Regions from separate parts of the Homo sapiens genome. Here all the other regions are linked to region 3. The links are chromatin contacts, found by Hi-C or POLR2A ChIA-PET in ENCODE. All regions are on one chromosome and are shown on one strand. The core of a region is the stretch at or near the end of the contact, and the rest is flanking DNA. Distances in the headings are between cores, read along the strand shown. Region 1 overlaps MECR (mitochondrial trans-2-enoyl-CoA reductase). Region 2 overlaps EYA3 (EYA transcriptional coactivator and phosphatase 3). Region 3 holds the start of SNHG12 (small nucleolar RNA host gene 12). Region 4 holds the start of THEMIS2 (thymocyte selection associated family member 2). Region 5 holds the start of FAM76A (family with sequence similarity 76 member A).

Region 1 (2,700 bases), core at 21-2,520, 620 kb before region 3:
AAAAACCAGATAGCATTTCAAATTCAACAAAGCACTTTCCCGGACACGATGCATTTGACTCTAATCGGGGGCACTTTTTTTTTTTAATAGAGGGAGTCTCGCTCTGTCACCCAGGCTGGAGTACAGTGGCGCGATCTCAGCTCACTGCAACCTCCACCTCCCGGGTTCAAGCGATTCTCCTGCCTCAGCCTCCCTAGTAGCTGGGATTATATTTTAAGGGAAGGAAACTGAAGTTCACAGAGGTCATGACTTGCCCTGTCTGTTTAGTTACAATCATTGGTGAAACTGAGACTCATGCCCAGATCTGTCTCATTCCAGAGCCCACATTTTTCCCAGCATGTCACACCGCCTTCCCCAATGGCCAGGTCCAAAGCTAAACCTGGGCTTTGCCACAGAACTGTAGGACCCTGTTTCAGGGGCTGCCAGTTTCTCCAGCGCAGCTGTAATCCCATTTCAAGGCAGTGCACCTTTATTAAACACTGCAGAGAGGAATAGGGCATGACCCTTCCCTCTCAAGAAGCTGCAAGCTGTTGATAGAAATGGACCTATATACAATGAAGTGTAAGATGGGGCAGACCGTGGTATGTGCATTAATACAGATGCCCACAGAGCACTGTGGGAGCACATAGAGGGAACAATCCAGGAAGGCTTCATGAAGGCTGCACTTGAGCTGCGCTTCAAAGGATCTACAGGATTTCAATAGGAAGGAAGAGAGAAGGAGGGAAACATTGCAAACCAAGGAAATAACCTAAGTAAAGACTTGAGGACATAAAAGTTGGGAGGATGACGAAGGCTATAAAATATTTTACATAGCAGGGCAGGGTCTAAATTATATCCAGTGTAGATGCTGAGTTGCCAAGTCCTGGGAGGCATCGTGAGTGTTGTGGAAGTTTAGGAGGCATTAGGAGAACAGTGAGAAACAGTGGAAGGTCTGAGAAGACTCAGCAGCCAGGTCCTGGGTCCCTGTTGAGCCTGAGGACTCCCTTGCCTACAGAAGGATCCCCGGCTGGGAGCCTTTGACCTATTGCAGATCTATACAGGGCTTGATTTGGTTCTCTTCCTGGCTCCACAGGGGATTCTGTCATCCAGAATGCATCCAACAGCGGAGTGGGGCAAGCAGTCATCCAGATCGCCGCAGCCCTGGGCCTAAGAACCATCAATGTGGTCCGAGACAGGTGCGTGGGGAAGGAGGCTTCATCCCAGACCATGTCTTGGGTCTTTCCCACCTCCCATCCCTGCGGTGCCCAGTTGTCCACCAGAGGGCGCCCTTGCATAAGCATAAACTGGCTTTAGGCATCGCTAACAGTTGGCGGCTGAAACAGATGAGTCAGTCCTAAGAAATGAAGTCCAGCTGGCTTTTGGCGATAGGATGAGTGAATCTGACATGTAAAGAGAGGGCAGGAAGGAGGTGGAGACTGCCCTTACTGAATAGCTAAGACTTTCTGAGACTCTTGGCTTGTGATAACCTCATGTTTTCAAAACCCCAGTTGATATTTGGGAATGATTTGAGCTGTATTATTCTTTCTGTGAACTGTCTAACCCAAGGCCCCTTTACCCTTGCTTTTGTGTGGTACTTGGAAGTGCGCTAAATACAGACGTGAAGGAGACAGGGGCAGGTTTGTCATCTGTCTTTTACAGATGAGGAAACTGAAGTTTCAGGGAGCAGCTTGCCCTGGAAGACACAGCAAGTCAGTAATAGACTCGGTTTCCTCACTTACTCTCTTTCCATCATATCGTCCAGTTTCTCTAGGCCTCACTGTCCATGAATGTGGCTGTGGCTGTCATGGAAGCCCACTCTTAGTATAATCGACACCAGCTTCAGTTCCTCAGTTGTACTCGCAAAAATAATTCCATTTGCCTTAACCAAAGAGACCCAGAGCCACTCCTGGTCTAGACTGTGTATGTCCAACACTCTGAAGAACCACTTGAAAAGAGGGGGGAAGTGGAGTTTGTCCTTTCAGTAGAAGAAATCAGGAAGTTAAGTGACTTCTCCCTGGGCACAGATGGCTTCTAACACTATTGAGCTGTCAGGGCCTGTGAAAACCACCCAGTCTCACTCTGTTGCCAGTGAGGAGACAGCCAAGAGCTATTGAAGCTGCATGAAATTAGGTGGCTGGTCCCTGCTCAAGCCTGGCTTAAACCTAATCCCAGCTTCCTGCAAAAAGAAGCACGGGTTCTCCCAGCTGTGGCAGAGAGGTCCTGGGGGGCTTTGGTGGAAAAAGCTGGCAGATGTGACCAGGGACCTATGTTTGGTTTCCAGACCTGATATCCAGAAGCTGAGTGACAGACTGAAGAGTCTGGGGGCTGAGCATGTCATCACAGAAGAGGAGCTAAGAAGGCCCGAAATGAAAAACTTCTTTAAGGTACCTAGGAAGAGGGACATTGCCCCTCCAGTCCACGCACATCTCCCTGAAGAAAGTTGACATGCATTAGAGAAACTGGGGACTGGCCCCATTGTTCCTCTCTGGAAACCTCCCTTTGCCTCTTGGTTGGTTAAAGCCCATTCCCCCTAGCCAGGCGGCAGGCAGCACGCATTAAGTGCCCAGATGCTGGGAGGGAGGCATGAGAAACAGAGTTTAGGAAACCCAGTATGACTTGCAGTTTAAACGTTTGTGGTGGGCCGCATCAGCCCACATGTGTGACTCTTAGAACTGGCAGGAGAGGACCTGAGGAAACAGAGACACAGAAAGAGAAAGAAAA
Region 2 (2,703 bases), core at 131-2,630, 610 kb after region 3:
TTGAACTTGGCCAAGAGAGGTAAGGAGGCTGAGCAGAGCAGTCTTTGCTCATTCCTGGTTGTTGCCACCCTCATTTAAATGGAAGAGAGAAAACAGGAGCTTCTTGGCTGTTTGCCAAAATGAATTGTCCAGGGAACACAGTGCTCTCTGTAATTACCCTGCCTTTTTCTCCACCCCAACACAAAAATCTGGAAAGGAAAATAAGTGGGTAGGATTAAGAGCTGTTAGAAGCTGAGGACCAAAGGACACTGTGGGTCCATTCATCAAGGGGGAGACCCTCTTCATTAGAGTCCTCATGAAATTAGCCAAATGATGAGTCCTTCCCTAGCTGGGCATGGTGGGTTCTCTTTTTTTTTTTTTTTTTTTTTTTGTTGTTGTTGTTGAGATGGAGTCTCGCTCTGTCACCCAGGCTGGAGTACAGTGGCATGATCTCGGCTCACTGCAACCTCCGCCTCCCAGGTTCAAGCGATTCTCCTACCTCAGCCTCCTGATTAGCTGAGATTACAGGCGCCCACCACCACGCCTGGCTAATTTTTGTATTTTTAGTAGAGATGGGGTTTCACCATGTTGACCAGGCTGTTCTCAAACTCCTGACCTCAGGTGATCTGCTCACCTTGGCCTCCCAAAGTGCTGGGATTACAGGCATGAGCCACCATGCCTGGCCAGGCACTGTGGGTTCTACAGGATGGGTCTGTAATGTCACGGTGAGGGCTCTCTCTAGTAGTAGATCTGGAGTGAGGTGTGTCTTGGGTTGAGGAGGTGGCTTGACTTTCGAATGTAAAACTGACTGTGCCTTAGCATCACCCTGTCCAGTGCCCCTGGGGCAGCTGGTAGTGTCCAGAAGAATGGACACCTGCTCCAGATTTAGATGCCCATCTGGGCTTTTGTTTGATTTGCGGCGTTCCTGTCTTCTGTAAAGCTAGTGAGTTGTCCCAAGAGACTGATGCCACAGCTTGTTCGCAGTTTACACAAACTCAGCTTTAAAATTCCAAATAGAATCTGACTTGCAAACTCTAGCTGCAGCATGTGGAGCTTCTAGATGTTTACTACCTTGAATGGTTGTCAGTGTCACTGAACCACAGGGGAGAGGAGTATGGGGTAGAGCAATGGTCTGGGCCAAGGAATGGTGAGCTTAGGGTCTTCCTCTGACTCCTTACTCCTCAAGGAGGCAGTTAGGGTCCCTCTTAAGCAGGCTTCTATTTCTTACCACTAAATTGGTTTCCTTTTTCATCCAGAAGTTAGAACTCCCCAGATATTCACACTATAGGATCTGAATTCCGAGATTCTAAAATATCTTAAACCACAAGAGAGAAAATCTAGTTCTGCCTCAGCCCCAGTCAGCAGGCCATCTGTCCCTTCCTCTCCTCTGAGTCAGACAGCTCTGGCAAGCAAGGCTCCTTGGCTAGTTCCTAATGCACTGACAGGAGCCCTCCCATTAAGGACGACTTCTACTCAAAATGCGACTCTCCCTCTGAACTTCAGATGCCTCTGTTAGCAGGAAAAGGCATTGATTGGATTGGATATATTTATGTGACTGCGGGCATTTGTGGCTGTAGAATCCGTGACCGTAATGTTATATGTAATGGGAACTATCTTATAAACTTGAAAAAAATAAAGTTTTTATTTTCTATAGTTTGCTCCTGTGTCTTTTCTGAATAGGATCAGCACAGTTGCCCAGCTGTGTGGGGTCCTAATTATGGCTTCATAAAAATTCTAAGAGTTCATTAGAAAGATGTCACCCTTTCAGTAACTGGGTCATTTCACCAAAAAAGTAAGAACAAACCATTTGGTATAAATATACATGGGAAAATATTTTAAAATAATTTGTATGGGAGAATGTATTGTTTCTAAAATATATTGCTTTTAAAGTTTAGAACTGGAGTGAGAAAAGATTTCATTCACTTCCAAATATGCTGAAATTTATTAAGGAGAGAAATCAGTACCTTGCTGCACTGCACTTAAACCACAAAAGCGATAAAACTGACAAACTGATACCAAACCTCATTTGATTTGCCCTGATTTCCTGTCACATCAACTACTTTTTCTCATTTCATTTCTCTGATTTGGGTCTGGCTGTATCCCTCTGGTCTGGAAAACAGTCACAAAGCCTTTCTGCCTTTTAGTCCAATGAAGGAAATCAGAATTGGGTTCTAGCTTCCAAGTACCATACATGTCAGACTATAAGATGTATTTTTCCAAAAATTCCCCAGAAAAGAGGAAGTTGCCTATTCTAGTTATTAAATGTTTTCCTCATTAGGTGCACATTAGTTGAAGCAAACGCGTTAGCTGCTATATCCCTACTCAGTTATAAATACAAATATTAGAGGCATTGATTTCAAGCACAGAGTAGATAAACATCTCCATCTCTTCCTGCAATTTCAGGTGTGTGTGTATGTTTACATGTATTCAATTAGAAGAATGGTCTTTGTTCTAAGATTGGTACATCCTTTTATGAGATGATGAAAATAAATGGTGGTAGTTTTTTGTTTTGTTTTGTTTTGTTTTGTTTGAGGCGGGGTTTTGCTTTTGTTGCCCAGGCTGGAGTGCAATGGCACGATCTTGGCTCACCGCAACCTCCGCCTCCCGGGTTCAAGCAATTCTCCTGCCTCAGCCGCCCAAGTAGCTGGGATTACAGGCATGCGCCACCACGCCTGGCTAATTTTGTATTTTTAGTAGAGATGGGGTTTCTCCATGTTGGTCAGG
Region 3 (2,700 bases), core at 63-2,562:
TTTTTTGTATTTTTAGTAGAGATGGGGTTTTGTCATGTTGGCCAGGCTGGTCTCTAGTTCCTGATGTCAGGTAATCCACCTGCCTTGGCCTCCCGAATTGGTGGGAGCTACTGCGCCTGGGAGATATACATTTTTTCTTAATGGTTTTTTGACAGCTTTATTGAGGCATAATTGACACAGAATAAACTGCACAAGCCTGGGCGAAAAAGCGAGACTTCATCTCCAAAAAAAAAAAAAAAAGTTTAATAATTTTACTTTTTTTCTTTTTTTTTTGAGACGGAGTCTCGCTCTTGTCGCCCAGGCTGGAGTGTAATGGCTCCATCTTAGCTCACTTCAACCTCCGCTTCCCAGGTTCAAACGATTCTCCTGCCTCAGCCTCCCAAGTAGCTGGGATTACAGGCGCCTGCCACCACGCCCAGCTAATTTTTGTATTTTTAGTAGAAACGGGTTTTCACCATGTTGGCTAGGCTGGACTTGAAATCCTGACCTCAGGTTATCTGCCCCCTCGGACTCCCAAAGTGCTGGAATTACAGGTGGGAGCCACCGCGCCCAGCATAATTATTAAGCTTTTAAAGCGTAAACAAACGGCCGGGCGCGGTGGCTCGTGCCTGTAATCCCAGCACTTTGGGAGGCCGAGGCGGGTGGATCACGAGGTCAGGAAATCGAGACCATCCTGCCCAACATGGGGAAACCCTGTCTCTACTAAAAATACAAAAAATTAGCCGGGCGTGGTGGCGGGCGCCTGTAATCCCAGCTACTTGGGAGGCTGAGGCAGGAGAATGGCGTGAACCCGGGAGCGGGAGCTTGCAGTGAGCTGAGATGGCGCCACTGCACTCCAGCCTGGGCGACAGAGCAGCTCCGTCTCAAGAAAAAAAAAAAAAAGCATAAACTACAAAAAAAAAAATTGACTCTTAGACTTCATAAAAATTAAAAAACTTTTAGCAGGCTGGCTGGCGTGTGGAGACCAGACTGTCGGGAGCAACAGCAGGATCTGGGAGATAAGAGACTATTGCTATCATCTGGGTCAACGATTAGGGTAACATCAGTGGAAGGGGTAAGAAACAGTCAGATTATTGATACATTTTAAAGGTAGAGCACACAGGAGTTGCTGATGGCTTGGACATGTGATGTTAGAGAAAGAGAGGAGTCCAGGACCACAGGCATGCGCCCCCACGACCTGCTAAAGTAGTACTTACTTTTTATTTTATTTTATTTTTTTGAGACAGAGTCTCGTTCTGTTGCCCAGGCTAGAGTGCAGTGACGCGATCTCGGCTCTCTGCAAGCTCCGCCTCCCGGGTTCACGCCATTCTCCTGCCTCAGCCTCCCGGGTAGCTGGGACTACAGGCGCCCGCGACCACGCCCGGCTAATTTTTTTTTGTATTTTTTTTTAGTAGAGACCGGGTTTCGCCGTGTTAGCCAGGATGGTCTCGATCTCCTGACCTCGTGATCCACCCGCCTTGGCCTCCCAAAGTGCTGGGATTACAGGCGTGAGTAACCGCACCCGGCAGTAGTACCTACTTTTTAAAGTGTAAGCAAGGAAAGTTGGCCCGCACCTGTAGTCCCATCTACCTGGGAGGCTGAGGTGGAAGAATTGCTTGAGCCCAGTTGGTCGAGGCTGCAATGAGCCTTGATCACGCCACTGCACTCCAGCCTGGGCAACAGAACAAGACCCTGTCTCAAACAAAAAAGTGTATGTAAGAATAAAAATTAATAGATTAGGCACAGGATGGGTGTTTAATTCTCGGCAATCACCACTAAGTTTTCATACTGAGGCTTATTCATTCCATGGGCAAAACATTGCGCTATGTGTGGTGCCTGGGGTGGGCTCCAAATTCCAGTCCTCTCCTCGCTTGCGATAGCTGTGTGATCCATTCCTAAGTTTCCTTATTTGTCCACAGAGCGTACACAGGGTTTTTATGAAAACTAGATCAGATAATCAGACACAGTTAAAATAGCACGCGCTCAGTAAAATTACATATTAGTGGAAGAGACAAGCCTTGAATAAATCGCCTTTCGGGGAGTATGACCCCCTCCCCGAAACCCACTCAGGCGCTGCTCGCTCGCACGCCCACTGAGCTCGGAGCGGAGCCCGAGCCCTTTCCCAGCACACAGGGTTCATTTCCAGACTGAAAGACATCCCAGAGACAACTCCAGAGGCCAAGGCGGGTCGGCTTCCTGCGTGGGCCCAGCGCCGGGCACTGAAAGGTGAAGGCGCTTCTTCCGCTCGGAGGAAAGCCTCTGGCGGTTCTCGCTTCGCGGGCTCGGGATGGACACGCGCGTAGGGCTGGGGAGGTGACGCGCGGACAACGCCGGGGCGAGCAAACTACAACTCCCAGGCAGCTGTGCGCCACGCGGGCGGCCTACTGTCGGGTGTGGCCGCGAGGGGCGGCCTATATAAGCTCTTGCTCGCGGCTTCAGCGCCCTTTCTCCCCGCCGCATTCCCGGTGTCGACTTACTAGCTGCAAGCCTCTGCCTGCCTTCCTGCGCGCCGTTCCCCGCTAGTCGCTGCTGCTGGCGCGCACTCGCCGGGTTTTTCCTCCCACGGCCTCGAGATGGTGGTGAATGTGGCACGGAGGAGCCGGGCCTTCCAACCCGGTGGGCCCGAGCTCCGAAAGGCCCCCTCGGCAGTGAGAGGGGCGGGAGCCCGCGGGGGCCGCGCCCTTCTCTCGCTTCGGACTGCGCAACGCTGCGCTCTGGGCT
Region 4 (2,732 bases), core at 30-2,529, 710 kb after region 3:
AGGATGAGGAAACAGGTGTTGTAACACCAGCAGGCAAAGGGTGCTGGGAGGACGAAGACGCTTGGTCCTGGGCTGGGGGAAGAGCAAACAGATCCCAGGCGCCTTCCTGCAGAAAGCCCCTGGAGGTAGAGTCAGAATTTGAACCCAGATCTGCCAGATTCCCAAGCAGACCTGGAGAGACCCACTGCGAGGTGGTGGCCCCCTGCGGGACCCTTCATGAGGGACCTCCTTGGTCTAGGACCCCACTTGGGACCTCAAACACTCTGCTGGAAGCTGCTGCGACAGAGCGTTTTTCTGCAGCCAGGGAACAGGATGGGGCAGGGCCTTCAAGCCTCAGTTCGCTCTCTAAGGAAGGAACCCGCACCCCCACACAGCATCTCTCTCCTCCACCTCCATCTCCCCTACTCGGTGGCCCACGGGTCCTCCCTGCCCACAGAGCAGCACTGGCCACCCATCCACTGTGCTGTCTTACCCTGCCCTCCACTGTCTGTTATTCCCTCACCGCTTGCTCCTTCAGGCAATGACTAGTGACTGTGCGCCTGCTGTGTGCCCATCCCTGTGAACCAGGCCGCTGCGGGCAGACGGCAGATGTACGGGGGCGTGCAAGGAGCAGAGAGCCAGGAAGGCTTCCGGGAGGAAGCGCCATTTAAGCTGAGAACTGAAGAGCTGATCAAATCAAGTACTGCCCATGGTCAAACAGAAGGCCAAGGTGGACGCAGGGACTGAAGGAAGGCAGTGTAGAGGAGGGCCGGGGGAGGAGTGGGAGGACACAGACGGGAAGACTGACCCTGCACTTCAGAATCAAGACGCAGCCACGACCACCAGCGGCCTAATGCTGCGTCCCGGCGCGGTCGGAGCTCTGTCCCATGCGCACCGCGGGGCCACCTAGGAGTGGCCCGGCTGCATCCACCTCCCGCGCCTCAACCCACTGACTTTTCATCACTACCCTGCGGGGCAGGTCAGCGGTCCCCGTTCCACGAAAGCAAAAGCCGAGGTCCAAAGAGGTTGAGTGCGGCCCCAAATCACACAGCTTGGCCAGTGGCAGTGTCGGGATTTGAACCCAGGGGCAGTTTCCCCGGATTGCTAACGTCTTCTCCGGGTCTCTGCCCCCGCCCCACACCAAGGGAGTGCTCGGAGGGGTTCCAGCCCCCGCTCACCCTCGAAGTAGACCCCCGAGCAGACCCGCAGCACGCGCGGGAGGGAGGCGGGGTCCAAGGCGCGCACGAAGTCCTGCAGCGGCACCGGCTCCATGGTCCCCGCGGCTCTCTGGGCTCAGACTGAGGGGCGGGCGGGCGGTCCCCGGGAGCCCTGCAGCCCCGCCCCGCCGATGCCCCGCCCCGCACGCCGAAGCCGCCCCGCCAGCCCGCGGGAGCCCTGCAGCCCCGCCCCGCCGAAGCCCCGCCCCCCGCCCCCTGCAGTACCCTATGGGGAAGGGGCGATGATGAAGATGAAGAAGTCCCAGACGCCCCCTCAGCAGTGCTCCCAGTTAGAAAAAGGGGACGCGGCCCGACTTGTTCTGCGTCTCATAGGAGGGACATGCCTCTGCCCTTTGGGTTTGAGGAGGGAGATGTAGTGTCAGGGCTCCCGAATGTCCCTCCAGGACACTCCATGGTCCTCTATCGGAAACCTCCTGGTGAAGGGGATCTCATTACCTCTCCAGAACTCCCATACTCTTTCGATAATTATTGTCTACGTTGGCCTCGAACTCCTGGACTCAAGTGATCCTCCCACCTCGGCCTCCCAAAGTGCTGGGATCACAGGTGTGATCCACCTGTGAGCCACCACGCCGGGCCTCACCAATTCTAGTTAAAAATTCTTCCTAAGGCTAAAGAGAAATCTGCTTAGAAGCCGGACCAACCACTTATCCTGACCCCACAGGCTCGGGATAAGCCTTTTCCATTTCCCTGTCCCTCAGGAGTCAGACCAACATAGGTTCAAATCCCAGGTCTCCTCTTGCTCGTTGTATGACGTTAGGCAAATCACTTTGATTGTGTGAACCTCAGTTTCTTACTCTCTAAAACAGGGAGAAGAGGGCCGGGCGCAATGGCTCACGCCTATAATCCCAGCACTTTGGGAGGCCGAGGCGGGTGGATCACCTGAGGTCAGGAGTTTGAGACCAGACTAACATGGTGAAAACCCGTTTCTACTAAAAATACAAAAAAACCTAGCCAGACGTGGTGGCACACACCTCTAATCCCAGCTACTCGGGAGGCTGAGGCAGGAGAATCGCTTGAACCTGGGAGGCAGAGGTTGCAGTGAGCCGAGATTGTACCATTGCACTCCAGCTTGGGCAACAAGAGCAAAACTCCGTCTCAAAAAACAAAAACAAAAACAAAAAAACAGGGAGAAGAGGCTGGGTGTGGCCTGTAATCCCAGCACTTTGGGAGACTGAGGCAGGAGGATCACTTGAGACCAGGAGTCCTAGACCACCCTGGGCAAACTAGCAAGACCCTGTCTCTTAAAAAAAAGAATAAAATAAAATAAGGCCAGGCGCGGTGGCTCACGCCTATAATCCTAGCACTTTGGGAGGGTGAGGCGGGCAGATCTCCTGAAGTCAGGAGTTCAAGACCAGCCTGGCCAATATGGCAAAACCCTGTCTCTACTAAAAATACAAAAAAATTACTGGGCACAATGACTCACGCCTGTAATCCCAGTACTTTGGGAGGCCAAGTTGGACAGATCACCTGAGGTCAGGAGTTCGAGACCAGCCTGACCAACAGGGAGAAACCCCG
Region 5 (2,700 bases), core at 149-2,648, 860 kb after region 3:
CTTAAACTTTCTGGGCCTTATTTTTCTCCTCTGTAATACTGGCATCACTTCCCTACTGTTGATGTGGGAGTTAAGTAAGAACTTATATGGATTATATGGAACTAGCCATAAATTGTAAAACAAACATATATATGAACAAGTCCCAGACTGGGAATCAGAAGCCCTGAATTCCAGGCCTGGTTCTTCTGCCACTGTGTGATTTTGCGGTTTACTTGTGAAATGAAAGTGCTGGATTAAAATTATTATTTATATATACATAACTTCCTTAAAATCATATATACATATTTTGAGGCCAAAAAGGGCACTCAAGCACTTGCATTCCCCCAGACCTGGTATATAAAAACTGGCAAATGGAAAGTCATGACCATCTGAGGCAAAAGTGACAATTATGAGTTATCCAAATCAGAGACACAAACTGGATTATTGGATAACCTCAACATTATTCTTCAGCCAGTTTGGTGACTTTTTAACTGTTGCCTCACAGCACCTCTAGTCACTTAAAAAGTAAAAGTGGGATAAAGCAACTTAAAAGAAAAAGAGAAGTTGGACCTTCAGGAGCAAAAACTGATCAGCAGCTAGTCAGGGAAGACCGAAGACCACCAACTGGATGCTGAGAAGTGATCCCTCGGATCTGTGAGCCTGACTGTGGGGCTTTTTTAAAACATAAAGCCTTGCTGCCTCCGATTCTGAGACTGGCCGAAAAGTGAGATGCTTAAAAAAAAAAAAAAAATCAAGCCTTGCTACCTCCGATTCTGAAACTGGTCGAAAAGTGCCCGTGAGGAGCCCGAGTTCGACACATTCCTCCAAGGCAGCACCCAACTTTGGAGTTCAGTCCCAGGAGGGGCAGGAGGTCCCCACCAGGGAGACCGCGGCGGCGGGGGAGGCAGCGCAAAGGGATCCCGAAGGCGACCAGTCAGGGCAAGCAGGGGACCCGCTGTCCCTCCCCCGACCTCACGGGGTCCGAGAACAATCCCCACGGTTGCTAAGCACCCGGACACGCCGGCCGCGGGAGCCTGGACCGGGTCCCGGCTCCCGCACGTGCCCCGCCGGCCCCCAGCGGGGTGGGTGCGGCTCCTCAGCCTGGCGGGCCTGCCACACCCTGCTCCGGGGACCCCGCCGGGCGTCCCCACAGAATCTGGAGCTCCGGGCCGCGCCTCCTGCGTCCCCAGTTCCCGGCCGCCGCCCCAGCCCGCGCACCTTGCACAGCTGCTGCCCCTGAGACAGCGCCTCGAAGGGGAAGCGCTGGTGGCACTTGGTGCAGGCGTAGAGCGCCGCCATGTCCGGCCCGGGCCGCGCTCACCGACCCGCCGGCCCGGCCCGCCGATTTATCTGACAGTCTGAGGCACAACCCGGCGGCGGCTGCAGGCTGCTGGCTGCGGCAGGCGGGCGGGCGCAGGCGGGTCGGGGCGGACCCGGGCGGGCTGGGGCGGGCACGGCGACTCTAGACGCCCGCTCACTGGTGGGCTTTGACGTCGATCAAGTGGGAAGGGGCGGAACACGGAGCTTTCGCCCACTCTGATTCGGTCTGGCCTGGAGTACGCCACTGTGACGCTCCAGGCCGCGATTATGTAAAGCGCAGTCACGCGGGGGCGCCACCTGGAGGGGACAGGCTCCCGGCCGGGACCTCGGAAGAGCTTAGGCTCCGCCCTACTTGCTCAGCGTTCCCGCCCTCGCTCCGCCTCTCCACGGCCTCAGGCGCATCTGCGCTTCTCGCGATACCTTCGGGGATTTGTGATGTTTTGGTTTCCATGGAGCTGCCCTCTGGGAGCACGAGGGGTACAATTGGAACGAAGGCGGCGCACAGTTAACTGGAACTCTGCAGCCGTCCAAGCCCAAAGAAGGTGGGGAGCTTGGGAAAGAAGTTCCTCATAATCGGAGCAGGAGGAGCCCGCCCAGCCTCGCTCAAAGGAGGAGACGAGACTCTGAGGGACAATTTAGAAGTGTGTCCTCAATTTAAGACACCTAAATAGGGAACTGTGGGGCTGTGGGCCTTAGGAGAGAAAAGGAGAGCCCCAGAGAGAGCACCCCTATGCTGCGGAAGAGGGACTAAAGAGATGGCAGTCCTTCCAGGAGGGATTGGACAGATATTCAGGCGTCCGGTGGCCTGCAGGCCCCCATCAGAGTGGGCTGCAATTGGCCCAGACCTGCTTCCTACTTTGTTTTCTCCGGTTTCACCCCCAGCTTCTCTCGCAAGCAACCACCTGGTGATTCCTGACGAGGCCTGACTTCCGGAAGGCAAGCCACGCCCTCCGGGCTCCCCTGCCTCTCTTTGGCTCCAGCTTGGCATGTATAGGAGCTGCCCAAGGAATGACAGACTTCTTGTTCTTGAGGTGTTGGCAAAGCTTCCTGCACTGCTGACCTATCCAAGTCCTGCCTTGTAGCTGCTCTTGGGCATAGGTTACTCTTGGCTCTGCCAACCACCCGTACAGGACTAATTGCAGTTTTACCTCAACGTGCGCTTTTTACAATTAAAAACTGACTTAATGGCTTCTATTTCCCTGCCTCAACAAAAAAAATTTACTCTCTCTGAACCCAAATCTGGCTGCTTCCTTGTAGGATCCCCCAAAGATGTGCATTAATCATTAGGATCAGAAAGCAAAGTTTCCAAATCACTGTTCCACAACTAACTACATGACCTTGGATCTATCACTGAACTTCTCACGGCCTCGTTTTTCTCAATTGTACAATGAGGTCATTGTG

What was found. Hi-C counts contacts between places; a loop is a spot of excess contacts on that map. ChIA-PET counts read pairs that join two places held with the same protein, here RNA polymerase II (POLR2A). Pooled maps may share reads with other maps.
Region 1: a pooled map shows a loop between it and region 3 (3-fold over the local background). The contact joins the enhancer-like site here to the promoter of SNHG12 in region 3. A Hi-C loop is called at or near these places in 1 of 50 pooled maps. POLR2A ChIA-PET finds 5 or more read pairs at or near these places in 2 of 52 experiments (K562 and activated CD4-positive, alpha-beta T cell).
Region 2: POLR2A ChIA-PET joins it to region 3 with 13 read pairs in BJ. The contact joins the enhancer-like site here to the promoter of SNHG12 in region 3. POLR2A ChIA-PET finds 5 or more read pairs at or near these places in 4 of 52 experiments (BJ, Caco-2, HEK293 and 1 more).
Region 4: a loop to region 3 is called in a pooled map, with 5 times the contacts of the local background. The contact joins the promoter of THEMIS2 here to the promoter of SNHG12 in region 3. A Hi-C loop is called at or near these places in 2 of 37 single-sample maps with no recorded cell type and 5 of 50 pooled maps. POLR2A ChIA-PET finds 5 or more read pairs at or near these places in 1 of 52 experiments (CD4-positive, alpha-beta T cell).
Region 5: a loop to region 3 is called in a map of naive thymus-derived CD4-positive, alpha-beta T cell, with 8 times the contacts of the local background. The contact joins the promoter of FAM76A here to the promoter of SNHG12 in region 3. A Hi-C loop is called at or near these places in 1 of 168 maps with a recorded cell type or tissue (naive thymus-derived CD4-positive, alpha-beta T cell) and 7 of 50 pooled maps. POLR2A ChIA-PET finds 5 or more read pairs at or near these places in 4 of 52 experiments (CD4-positive, alpha-beta T cell, GM10248, K562 and 1 more).

What each region holds. Positions count from the first base shown.
Region 1 is chr1:29,201,606-29,204,305 of GRCh38, reverse strand. It overlaps MECR (mitochondrial trans-2-enoyl-CoA reductase), which reads left to right. Exons shown (of 10, transcript NM_016011.5): 5 at 1,073-1,175; 6 at 2,261-2,363. Among named protein-coding and RNA genes, the nearest start is that of SRSF4, 21 kb to the right of the region's middle. RefSeq lists a silencer at 1,185-1,274. Within about 2 kb of position 1,270, at least 7 of the 41 ENCODE cell types and tissues checked have a DNase peak (open chromatin) inside an H3K27ac peak, as active enhancers do.
Region 2 is chr1:27,969,273-27,971,975 of GRCh38, reverse strand. It overlaps EYA3 (EYA transcriptional coactivator and phosphatase 3), which reads left to right. Exons shown (of 18, transcript NM_001990.4): 18 at 1-1,632. Among named protein-coding and RNA genes, the nearest start is that of XKR8, 11 kb to the right of the region's middle. Within about 2 kb of position 1,380, at least 7 of the 41 ENCODE cell types and tissues checked have a DNase peak (open chromatin) inside an H3K27ac peak, as active enhancers do.
Region 3 is chr1:28,581,595-28,584,294 of GRCh38, reverse strand. It overlaps SNHG12 (small nucleolar RNA host gene 12), which reads left to right and starts at 1,312. Exons shown (of 6, transcript NR_146382.1): 1 at 1,312-2,205. RefSeq lists an enhancer at 2,145-2,700.
Region 4 is chr1:27,871,091-27,873,822 of GRCh38, reverse strand. THEMIS2 (thymocyte selection associated family member 2) reads right to left here and starts at 1,279. Exons shown (of 6, transcript NM_001105556.3): 1 at 1,158-1,279. The coding sequence starts at 1,251. RefSeq lists a silencer at 1,162-1,431.
Region 5 is chr1:27,724,659-27,727,358 of GRCh38, reverse strand. It overlaps FAM76A (family with sequence similarity 76 member A), which reads right to left and starts at 1,398. Exons shown (of 9, transcript NM_152660.3): 1 at 1,198-1,398. The coding sequence starts at 1,278. RefSeq lists silencers at 874-1,573, 1,412-2,054.